Regions from separate parts of the Homo sapiens genome. Here region 1 is linked to region 2. A link is an interaction called in ENCODE POLR2A ChIA-PET data of the cell type or tissue named here. Cell type or tissue: PC-3. All regions are shown on one strand. Each heading gives the region's core, and the rest is flanking DNA. Links, peaks and the distances in the headings are about the cores only.

Region 1 (5,606 bases), core at 242-5,241, 88 kb before region 2:
GTTAACTAAGTTGAACTTACAAATCTTTACCGAAGGTTCTCTCCAAGTTTCTGACATACTGAGCAACCAAAGAGAATCACTTTCAAAATTTACTTAATCACATAATCATTTTACTGACATTTGAAAGAACTCTAGTGTTCCTTGCATTGTTGTCTGGGAAAGGTTGCTAAAAAAATGTCAAGGCAATGAAGCACTAAGTTCCTGATATAGCATTGTTCAAGCTAAGACTGTGGGGTCAACACAAAGGAAGACACACACTTGCTCAAGCTGGCTCTGCCCTTCCTCTGCCATTGTGTACCAATATTATGTACAATGAGGGCCCGTTTGCTCCCTTTCATTTTTCCATGTCTAACAGGAACAGGTGATGAAGGAGAATTTGTTTTCCTTTCCCAACAAGGTAACCTGCCTTTTTCTGAATGTGAACCACTGGCCACATGCCACCAGAGACGTCTTCAAGATATGGTGAGAGGCGCTGCCCGCAGTATGTGAAGTACACCCGGCCCTTGGCTGGCTGTCCCGGAGGAGGTGGAGTCCCCTCAGTTCTCTCCCAGCCAATTCCTGCCACGTCACCTATAGCAGAGAACGGGAAGGAAAACATATTTTCTCCCTTTTATTAAGTAAATTTTAAATTTGCAACCGGAGTGTCACCCTACACATCACAGACTATTTATGCTCTCATTTACTTCTGAAATGGACATGAAGTTATTGTTATTTATTTATTTATTTATTTATTGAGACGGAGTCTCACTCTGTTGCCCAGGCTGGAGTACAGTGGTGCCATCTCGGCTCACTGCAACCTCTGCCTCCCAGGTTCAAGCAATTTTCCTGCCTCAGCCTCCAGAGTAGCTGGGATTACAGGCGCCTACAAGCACGCCCAGTTAATTTTTGTATTTTTAGTAGAGACAGGGTTTTGCCATGTTGGCCAGACTGGTCTCGAACTGTTGACCTCAGGCAATCCACCTGCCTCGGCCTCTCAAAGTGCTGGAATTACAGTCGTGAGCCACCACGCCCAGCCTAAGTTTTTGTATTTAGATATAAAGTAACATAACAGAAACAACCCATTTAAAGAAGCTGTCAGAATTTTTAGAAGGAAAATGCCTAGTGTCTGTGTTAAATTAGTTACCGCAATTACATATTAAATTTAGCCTTTATTTTCCTGGCAGGCAAGAAAAAAATGAAAAACACTAGGTACTATTTTTAAAATAGAAAAATGAAGTTTTTCTCTTTTGACACATGGAGGATTACTTATGACGAATAAGTAAAAAGGTATTAGTAATATCATCTCCGGTGAATATTCAGAAATGGCCTAAAAATATATAATTTAGGCCGGGCACAGTGGCTCAAGCCTGTAATCCCAGCACTTTGGGAGGCCGAGGTGGGTGGATCACAAGGTCAGGAGATCGAGTCCATCCTGGCTAACACGGTGAAACCCTGTCTCTACTAAAAATACAAAAATTTCGCCGGGCTAGGTGGCAGGCACCTGTAGTCCCAGCTACTTGGGAGGCTGAGGCAGAAGAATGGCGTGAACCCGGGAGGCGGAGGTTGCAGTGAGCCAAGATTGTGCCACTGCACTTCAGCCTGGGCGACAGAGCAAGACTCCGTCTCAAAAAAATATATACATATATATATATATATATATAATATATATATAAAATTTAAGGCCAGACATGATGGTTCATGCCTGTAATCCCAGCATTTTGGGAGGCCAAGGTGGGAAGATTGCTTGAGCCCAGGAGTTCAAGACCAGCCTAGGCAACACAGTGAGACCTCGTCTCTACAAAAAATACAGAAATTAGTCAGGCATGGTAGTGTGTGCCTATGGTCCCAGTTACTCAGGAGGCTGAGATGGGAGGGTCACTTGAGCTCAGGGGGTCAAGCCTGCAGTGAGCTGTGATTGCACCACTGCACTCTAGCCTGGGTGACAGAGTGAGACCCAGTCTCAAAAAAAATAAAAAAGAAAAAAAATACATATATAATTTTAAACTTCACCTACAATGTAAGCTAAAGATAGACCACTAAATTCCATTATGTTTCCTACTTATAAGCATTTAAGGCATTTTGCAAAAAGTGAAGATAACCAACAGAATCCAGGCTGTTATCTGATAAGATGACTGGACACTGTGGTAGGACTTACAGAACCAAGAGAAGCCTGTCAATTGCATCGGCACTCTTACATCAGCTGCCTCAAGCAAGCTGCTAGCACGTGTGGCCTTATAATTTATCTTTTGTAAACTCTCCAGTAAGTGCATGAAGTTCTAAGGTTCTGTTTTGATCACAGAGTCTCCTATGGCTTAGGTACCACAGGAATGGGAGCTTCCCAGTGGCTGGGGACTTGTCATTGTTCGCCACGGCATCCCCAGGGGCCAGAAGAGGGTCTAGCAGGTAGGAGATGCTCAGCAAGTATCTGTTGATGAATGGAAGCCCATGTATTGGTAGAGGGGTTGAGATTCTGTTAGACAGATTGGGTTCTAATTCCTATTCCTTTGCAGACACATTTCTCTAGAAAGAGGGTAGTCTGTGTGCCCGTAGTCCAGTCCTAAATGTTCTCAAAAACCACAACTGATAAAACAACAAATACAGCAACAAGGAAATAAAAACACTGAAAACGCTCCCCCAGCCTACCACCCACCCCCTGACATACACCCTTTTGTGCTGAAAGCACTTAGGTAAGTACTCTGCTGAGATGTCTGAGTTATGCTTTGTGAAGTAAGAGAAAAATTTTTACTTTGCCCTGAAATGATTTCCAAGTCATAGTATGACTTGGCTTGAGTAAAAACACTATGCTGCCAGGGGCCGGGTGTGGTGGCTCACACCTGAGAGCCCAGCACTTTGGGAGGCTTAGGCAGGGAGATTACTTGAGATCAGAAGTTTGAGACCAGCCTGGCCAGCATGGTGAAACCCCGTCTCTACTAAAATACAAAAATTAGCTGGGCATGGTGGCAGGCACCTGTAATCCCAGCTATTTGGGAGGCTACGGCAGGAGAATTGCTTGAGCCCAGGAGGCGGAGGTTGCAGTGAGTTGAGATTGCACCACTGCACTCCAGCCTGAGTGACAGAGCAAGACTCCACTTCAAAAGAACAAACAAACAAACAAAAAACACAAAAAAACCGCACTGTGCTCCCAGGAAAAGTGTAATTTAACAAGCAGCCCCCTTAAGGACAAGTGATGGCAAAAGTAACCTCCAGGCAGCTACAAGAGGCTACCTATTGGAGTGACTTCATATTCCCCATCTCATCATCCCAGATTGTTTACTATGTATCTCAATTTAAGTTCTATTATAGATGAAGCCTAAGATGCATTGTCTAAAAATAAGTAACCAACATATTCGGCTGCTTCGAATGTCAGCAGGACAGTTCTGTTTTTTTGCTATAGCTGGAGTACGTAGGGCCAATCCTAATTCAACTACTATACAGATCTAGTTATTTACATGGAGACTAAAAAGAAGGAGGAAAGGGTTCTTTATTGAGTTGACTGTCTATGTGACTGAAACATAGAGGCAGAACATTTGTCAAAGCTTGACCAGATGTTTATAGGCTGTATCTACCAATAAGGCATTTCTCTCTCTCTCTGTTTTTTGAGATAGGGTCTCACTCTGTCACCCAGGCTGGAGTGTAGTGGTATGATCACAACTCACTGCAGCCTCAACCTTCTGGGTTCAAGTGATTTTCTTGCCTCAGCCTCTCGAGTAGCTGGGACCACAGGCATGCGCCACCACTAATTTTTGTATTTTTTGTAGTGATGGGGTTTCGCCATGTTGCCCAGGGTGGTCTTGAACTCCTGGGCTCAAGTGATCCTCTTGCCTCAGCCTCCCCAAATGCTGGAATTATAGGCGTGAGCCACTGTGCCTGGCCCAATAAGGCACTTCTCCAGTGCCTCACAGCTAGAGGTGGAGTTCTCTTTTTTTGAAGCTATTTATCTGCTCATTAATGAAAGACTAAACTTCAGATAGAAGCAAAATCTCTGAATTATCTAATGACTAAGGCACAAAAGTACACGTAACTCTGGAGTTACCAAATGGAGGCTCTAATGGCGAGGGCTCATAAAGTGAGGGGTTTGGTGTAAACTAGGGGGCAGCAAGGACGTGTTTGGTTTTTGCTAAATGACAAACTGCCCATTTCCAATTGCTAAATTTATTCAACTTTAACCTGTTTAGACCCAAACCTGAGACCAACAGAATCACACAGGGTGGAAAAGCTCCCACTGCACTCACCGGGGGAGAGAGTCACGTCTAAGCGAACGCTCTTCCACTGTAACAAACTGGAGCCATTATAGTGCACGGCTCGGCCGTTGCTATGAAAAATACAAAGAAGGGAGGTCAAAGACAAGAAAGATAAGCCTCACTGGCCAACACACAAACAGGGAAGTGGTGAAGTGGAGGGGGGGTGGTCAGCATTGTGAGATTATTATAGTATCACTTTAGTATTAAAATACCCACACCAATATTTCCCAAACTGTATTCCTAGAATAAAGGGTTATAGAATTTGCAAAATAAACAGATTTTTAAAAAATTACAGGTCAACTAGGAAGGAATCTTACTAATGTGCACTGGAAATCTCCAGAAAGGAAAAATAATGCTCTCCTTTCCCCAAACTCACTTGAAGACAGAACTCTATTTTGACTTCCTGAACACCTATACACACCTTGTGGGAGGCTACTGCTCTCTGTCACACTGAGCTACTTCTTTTACTTACTTATGGAAAAGACAAGTGCCCACTGGATTAGTCCAAGCCCCATCTCGCTTCTCTGCTTCTGTAGTGAAGCCAAAGGAAACTATGGGTCCGGTGTCATCATCGGTGTCTCCATAGGAAACGATTTCAATTTCCCAGTAAAAAGACGGGGCCTGAAGAGATGCCAGAAGAGAGCAGCAATCAGAGGGCTAATCCTGGGCCTGAGACCTGCTTTTTCTTTCAAATCTGAAGATGCAAAAGACAGTGTGTCATGTGATGTCTCACCTGAACTGGCAGTGGTGAAGTGGCATAGATAAAAGTGCCCCGGGGCAGGCCTCCCCCAGCGCTGGGGTCAGCCAGGAAGGTGACTGAGGTAAGGTGAGATGAGAACATGCAGGCTCGAACAGGCGGAAACACTCGCGAGGGGCTCCAAGTAATCTCTTTGGGCTGCATCAGGGAGAAAAACCCATATTCAGTAGAACTGCAAACACAATCCCTTTACTCTCTCAAAGAAGAAAAAAATTTTATCTGATGGTATTAAAATATAGGCATACACACACACACACACATACACACACACACACACATACACACACACACACACACACAATTTATTTATTTAGAGACAGAGTCTCACTCCTATCACCCAGACTGGAGTGCAGTGGTGCAATCATAGCTCGCTGCAGCCTCAAGCTCCTGGGCTCAAGTGGTCCTCTTGCTTCAGCCTCCCCAGTAGCTGGGACTACAGGTGTGCATCACCACACCCAGCTAATTTTTGTATTTTTTGTAAAGATGAGATCTTGCTATATTGCCCAGGCTGATCTCAAACTCCTGGGCTCAAGCTATCTGTCTGTCTTGGCCTTCCAAAGTGCTAGGATTATAGGCGTGAGCCGCCATGCCCAGCCAGGCACATATATTTTTTAAAAAGTGTATCTTTT
Region 2 (5,606 bases), core at 216-5,215:
AAGGCCAGGCACAGTGGCTCACGCCTACAAGTCCAGCACTTTGGGAGGCCAAGGGGGTGGATCACTTGAGGTCAGGAGTTTGAGACGAGGCTGGCCAACATGGTGAAACCCCGTCTCTGCTAAAAATACAAAAATTAGCTGGGCATGATGGCCTGTAGTCCCAGCTACTAGGGAAGCTGAAGCAGGAGAATCGCTTCAGCCTGGGAGGTGGAGGTTGCAGTGAGCGAGATCATGCCACTCCACTCCAGCCTGAGTGACAGAGGAAGATTCCATCTCAAAAAAAAAAAAAAAAGAAAGAAAGAAAAAGAAAGAAACAAAAACAATTTCCCTCAGAATTCTGAAAGTACTGCTCCATTTTCGCATCCAGGAATGCTATTGGATAGCCTGGTGCTTTTCGAATTGCTCAACATTTGTATATTATTTTTTTACATTTCTGGAAGCTTTAGAATCCTCTTTTATCCTTGGTAATCTGAAATTTCATGATGGTGTGGGCATTTTGCATTAACTATGTCAGACACCTTTTAATCCAGATACCAACGTCCTTCAGTCTGAAGTCTTTCCTGTATTGTTTCTTTTTTCTTTCCGAGACAGGTTCTCACTCTGTCACTCATGCTGGAATGCAGTGGTGCAATCACAGCTCACTGCAGTCTTGACCTCCAGGGCTCAAGCAATCCTCCTGCCTCAGCCTCCCGAGTAGCTAAGACTACAGGAGTGTGCCATCATGCCTGCATAATCTAAAAAAAATTTTTGTAGAGGTGGCATCCCACTATGTTGCTCAGGCTGGTCTTGAACTTCTTGGCCCTACTAGCATTATAGGCATGAACTACTGCACCCAGCCTGTATTACTTCTTTTTCTTTTTCTTTTTTTTTTGAGATGGAGCCTCGCTGTGTCGCCCAGGCTAGAGTGCAGTGGCACAATCTCGGCTCACTGCAACCTCCACCTCCCAGGTTCAAGGAATTCTCCTGCCTCAGCCTCCCGAGTAGCTGGGACTACAGGTGCCTGCCACCATGCCCGGCTAATTTTTTTTTTATTTTTAGTAGAGACGGGGTTTCACCATCTTGGCCAGGCTGGTCTCGAACTCCTGACCTTGTGATCCACCCACCTCGGCCTCCCAAAGTGCTGGGATTACAGGCATGAGCCACCACGCCCGGTCGTACTTTTTTTTTTTGAGATGGAGTCTTGCCCTGTTGCCCAGGCTGGAGTGCAATAGCGCGATCTCAGCTCCGCCTTGGTGGAGCCTACCAGGTTCAAATGATTCTCCTGCCTCAGCCTCCCTAGTAGCTGGGCTTTACAGGTGCCCACCACCATGCCCAGCTAATTTTTGTATTTTTAGTAGGGACAAGGTTTCACCACGTTGGCCAGGCTGGTCTCGAACTGCTGACCTCATGATCTGCCCACCTCAGCCTCCCAAAGTGTTGGGATTACAGGTGTGAGCCACTGCACCCAGACCTCCGCCTGTATTATTTCTTGATCATGTCATCCTCTTTATTTTCTGTTCTCTTTTTGGAACTCCTATTAGCAAGATTTTAGATGGATGGCTCCACCACATCTTTTATCTTTTCTCTCATATTTACTGTTCTTTATCTACTTGTCCTTTCTGAAATATTTCTTAACTCTTTCGATAATCATAGTTTTAATTTTCTCTTTCCCTGATAATTCCTTTTTGAGGCATCCTGTCCTGTTTTATAATATGAATGCAATATCTTCACATATCTCACAGAGCAGTTGGTGCTTATGTGAAGTTTTACTCTATTTCTTCAGCTAGCTGTTTTTTTTTTTAAGGAAAATTTGTATTATTTTCATTATTTTTATGTACAGAAAACTCAACAGTATACATTTAACCCAGTTTAGTGGCAAGTTCTTTAGCCTTTGCCTTTTCGAGCTTGGCAATGCAAGCCACAGACTTGGGACCCAAGATATTGCCTCCCCAGTGACAGCAGATCTCATCGTATCTGTCATTGTCATTGGTCCTGATACCTTCCACCAGCTTAGCCAAAGCGCCTTTGTCTTCCAAGTTCACCTGTGTGAAGGCGACAGTGGTGCAGGTCTTCCTGTGGACTAGACGGCCCAGTCTTGCCTTCCCCTTGATAATGCAGTAAGGGACTCCCATTTTACAACACAGGGCAGGCAAGAAGACAACCAGCTCGATGGAATCCACATCGTGTGCAATCACCACCAGCTGAGCTTTCTTGTTCTCCACCAAGGTGGTGATGGTGTTAACTCCTGCTCGAAGGGCAGGTGGTCTCTTAGTGGGGACGCCCCCTTTGCCAGCAGCTTTCTTCTCAGCCTGGGCCAACAGCCTCTGCTTCTTCTCTTGCTTTGTCTCTGGTCTGTATTTGTGGGCCAGCTTAAGCAGTTGAGTAACTGTTTGGCAGTTCAGGGCCTGGGTGAACTGGTTAATAGCAGGAGGCACTTTCAGCTGCTTATAGAGGATGGCTCTCTGCTGCTGCAACCTGACATAGCGGGCCATTTCACAAAGTAGGTGAGTTCTCTTTTGGGCTGGATGTCCTGTCCAATACCAAAATTCTTACGCCTTTTCTCAAACAGGGAATTCACCACTTTCTTGGCCTCCTGCTTCTTCACAACAGCAGGGGCCGGGGCCACCTTCTTCCCCTTGGCCTTCTTTCCTTTCAGCGTCTTGGGCAGTGGGAGGCCAGTTAGCTGTTTTTTAACTTTTTCTCATTTTTAATCTTCATATTAGAAGCTTTCCTCACTTTTCTAATGATCCTTGGTAGTCTGCTCTTTTTGTTTAATTTTAAAACTTTTTATTAGGGAAAATTTTCAACACACACAAAAGAAAAAAGAATAGAACAATGAGCTTCCTATGTGCTGAACCCCTGGCTTCAATCATTAGCACTATTTTTTTAACCCATTTGCCTCCCCTCCATACACATACCTCTCCAAAGTTTGGAATTTTGTTTGTTTGGGTTTTTATTTTGTCTGCTCTTTTTTTTTTTTTTTTTTTTTAACAGTTCAGCACTAATCAGGAATTCTGTGGACAGGGTTGAGTCTTGCTTGCTGGAAGACATCACTTGTGGGTGATTCACCAGGGAGGCAAGTCTTTTTCCTAGATGACCCCAACATCAGTATGAGAGGTCTTTTTTCCAGGGTCATTCAGTTTCTTCAGAAAATAACTAAGTCTTGGGCCTGGACAGCCAGCATCTGAATGCAAATGTGTGAACAGGAAGGGGGCCTGCAGGCCCTTATGTAAACTCACGGTCTACCACCTTGTCTCACAATGGCTGTGTACCACATCTGATGTCCCAGTTGCTAACATGCTCTAAGGCTGGTGGGGTGAGTCATCTCTCTTCCTCTGGGTATTCCCCTAAACGTATACTTGGCTTTCTCCACACGGAAGTATGAGAAAGGATACTACACTCTCCATCTTATCTTCTAAAAGTAGGGGGATAAGAGATACTGCCTAGAGTTCATAAAGAAGAAATAAAGGTTTAACTGTAAATTACAAAGATAACTAAAAGAAAAACTAAAACAAAGGAAATCAATATGCTAGGCGGAATCAGAAAAGAAAGAGGGAGGCCAGGTGTGGTGGCTCAGGCCTGTTATCCTAGCACTTTGGGAGGCTGAGGCATGCTGATCACTTGAGCTCAGGAGTTCGAAGCCAGCCCAAGCAACATGGTGAAACCCTGTCTCTACAAAAAAACACAAAAATTAGCTGGGTGTGGTCATGCACGCCTAAGTCCCAGCTACTTGGGAGGCTGAGGTGGGAGGATCACCTGAGCCCAGGAGGTTGAGGCCACAATGAGCCATGACTGTGCCACTGCATTCCAGCCTGGGTAACAGAGCAAGACCCTCTCTTTCTCTCTCAAAATAAAAAAAAAAAAGAAAAAAAAAAGGAAGGAAAAAAAGAAAAGAGGGAGAATTGAGACAAACTCTCATCTATCACAGCAAAAAAGAAAGAAAAATCAACTTTGTTTATATCTGGCGTTCATAAATCAAGAAATAGCAATATAAGCGTTTTACTTAGGGATATGAAGGTCACCACCAGAAGAATGTGATTGCCTGAGGAGCATGCTGGGATTGGAGGAGTGGGGCAAGGGTCTCCTGTTTTTCATTATGAGCCTGTATCCAAAAAGAAAAAAGTGTGTGGATTTTTTTGATACAATTTTTTCTTTTAATTAAAAAAAAGCATATCAGAGAATCAGGGAATTCTTCAATGTTCCCATTATTCTTAGGCTAAAGACCTAATTTTTTTTTTTTTTTTTTTTTTTTGAGACAGGGTCTGTCTCTGTCACTCAGGCTGGAGCACACTGGTACAATCAGGGCTCACTGTCACCCCAATCAACCTTCTGGTCGACCTTCCAGGCTGAAGTGATCCTACTGCTCAGCCTCCTTAGTTGCTGGGACTACAGGCACATGCCACAACACCCAGCTAATTTTTGTATTTTTTTGCAGAGACGGGGTCTCGCTATGTTGCCCAGGCTAGTCTCTGACAGAGCAGGAGCACCGTCATCTCAGACAAACACTGCCACTTTAAGTTCCAGCTCCCTTTTTAAAACTCCTGGGCTCAAGAGATCCTCCCATCTCAGCCTTCCAAGCACTGGGATTACAGGCATGAGCCACTGTGCTCAGCCAAGACCTAAATGAAAATTCCTTAAACAGCTGGTAAGTCTCTTTAAAAACCAATTAAAAAAAAAAAAAAGCTTTTCTGACAATTATGAACACATGTTCAATCTGTAGCAGACCAATTCAAAGATTCACTCTGGCAGGGACATTTTGTAAGATAATGGTTAGAGGACACTGTGAGATTCAATAGAAAAATAACCTGCACAGTTAAAGGTTACGAGACTCCTGATGGATAGTCTGCTGCTGGGTTGGATGACTGGCTTCCCAGAACATGTTTTAATCCTGTTAAAATTTATTAGAAAATTGCTTCGGTGTTTTTGTTTTTGTTTTTTTACAGGAATGCTAATTTCTTCCCAGAAGGAGACTGTAAATTACCTCATGAAAAAAGGTTTTGTCACAGACCTGGCTTGGGGCAATTTGTTCTTTTATAAGTCTCTACAAATCCTACCTAGACCGGCTCTGTCCAATAGAACATTCTTCATGATGGAAATGTTCTATATCTTTGCTGTTCAACGAAGAAGCCACTAGCCATATGGCTACTGAGCACTTGAACTGTGGCTAATCAAGCTATGCAACTCCAGTTTTAATTTTATTAAATTTCAAGTGAAATTTAAATAGCAACGTATGGCTAGCAGCCACTGTGCAAGACGGTGTGGATCTAAAGCGCCGTGGCTCCCAGCTGCTTCTTGCCCCAAGCCCTCCTCCTCTCTCTGCATTCCAGCCACTCTGGCCCACTTTTTCTCCCTAAAACATGCTGCCTCCTGCCACAGACACTTTGCACGTGTGGTATCCTCTTTCTGGAATGTTCTTCCCTCACCTACTCCCCAGCCTCTTCATCTGGTACATGACTACTTTTCCTTCACTAATTACGATTATCTCGTGCGCTTATTTGCTCACTTGTTTATGGTTAATCTTTATGCCTCTCCACCATCATCAACCCACCCAACTCTGGAGCCTGAATACACATCACATTTGGGCAAGAACCCTGCCCACCCTGCCCATCTCTGTACTCCCACCACCT

What was found. ChIA-PET counts read pairs that join two places held together with the same protein. Peaks named below come from ENCODE experiments on the same cell type or tissue, not always from the same donor. Only the 100,000 strongest peaks of a DNase experiment are listed, where the experiment ranks them.
Region 1: POLR2A ChIA-PET joins it to region 2 with 7 read pairs; 2 of 35 experiments call an interaction of 5 or more read pairs at or near these places.

What each region holds. Positions count from the first base shown.
Region 1 is chr12:112,212,081-112,217,686 of GRCh38, forward strand. It overlaps HECTD4 (HECT domain E3 ubiquitin protein ligase 4), which reads right to left. Exons shown (of 76, transcript NM_001388303.1): 46 at 4,954-5,115; 47 at 4,693-4,841; 48 at 4,212-4,291; 49 at 407-570. Among named protein-coding and RNA genes, the nearest start is that of MIR6861, 52 kb to the left of the region's middle. In PC-3, for the core only: no CTCF peak of the experiment used is centred there; no DNase peak of the experiment used is centred there.
Region 2 is chr12:112,300,032-112,305,637 of GRCh38, forward strand. All of the region lies in intron 7 of HECTD4 (HECT domain E3 ubiquitin protein ligase 4), which reads right to left. It also overlaps the pseudogene RPL7AP60. Among named protein-coding and RNA genes, the nearest start is that of HECTD4, 80 kb to the right of the region's middle. RefSeq lists enhancers at 3,118-3,167, 3,328-3,587. In PC-3, for the core only: no CTCF peak of the experiment used is centred there; a DNase peak (open chromatin) is centred at 3,300; H3K27ac peaks cover 978 bases.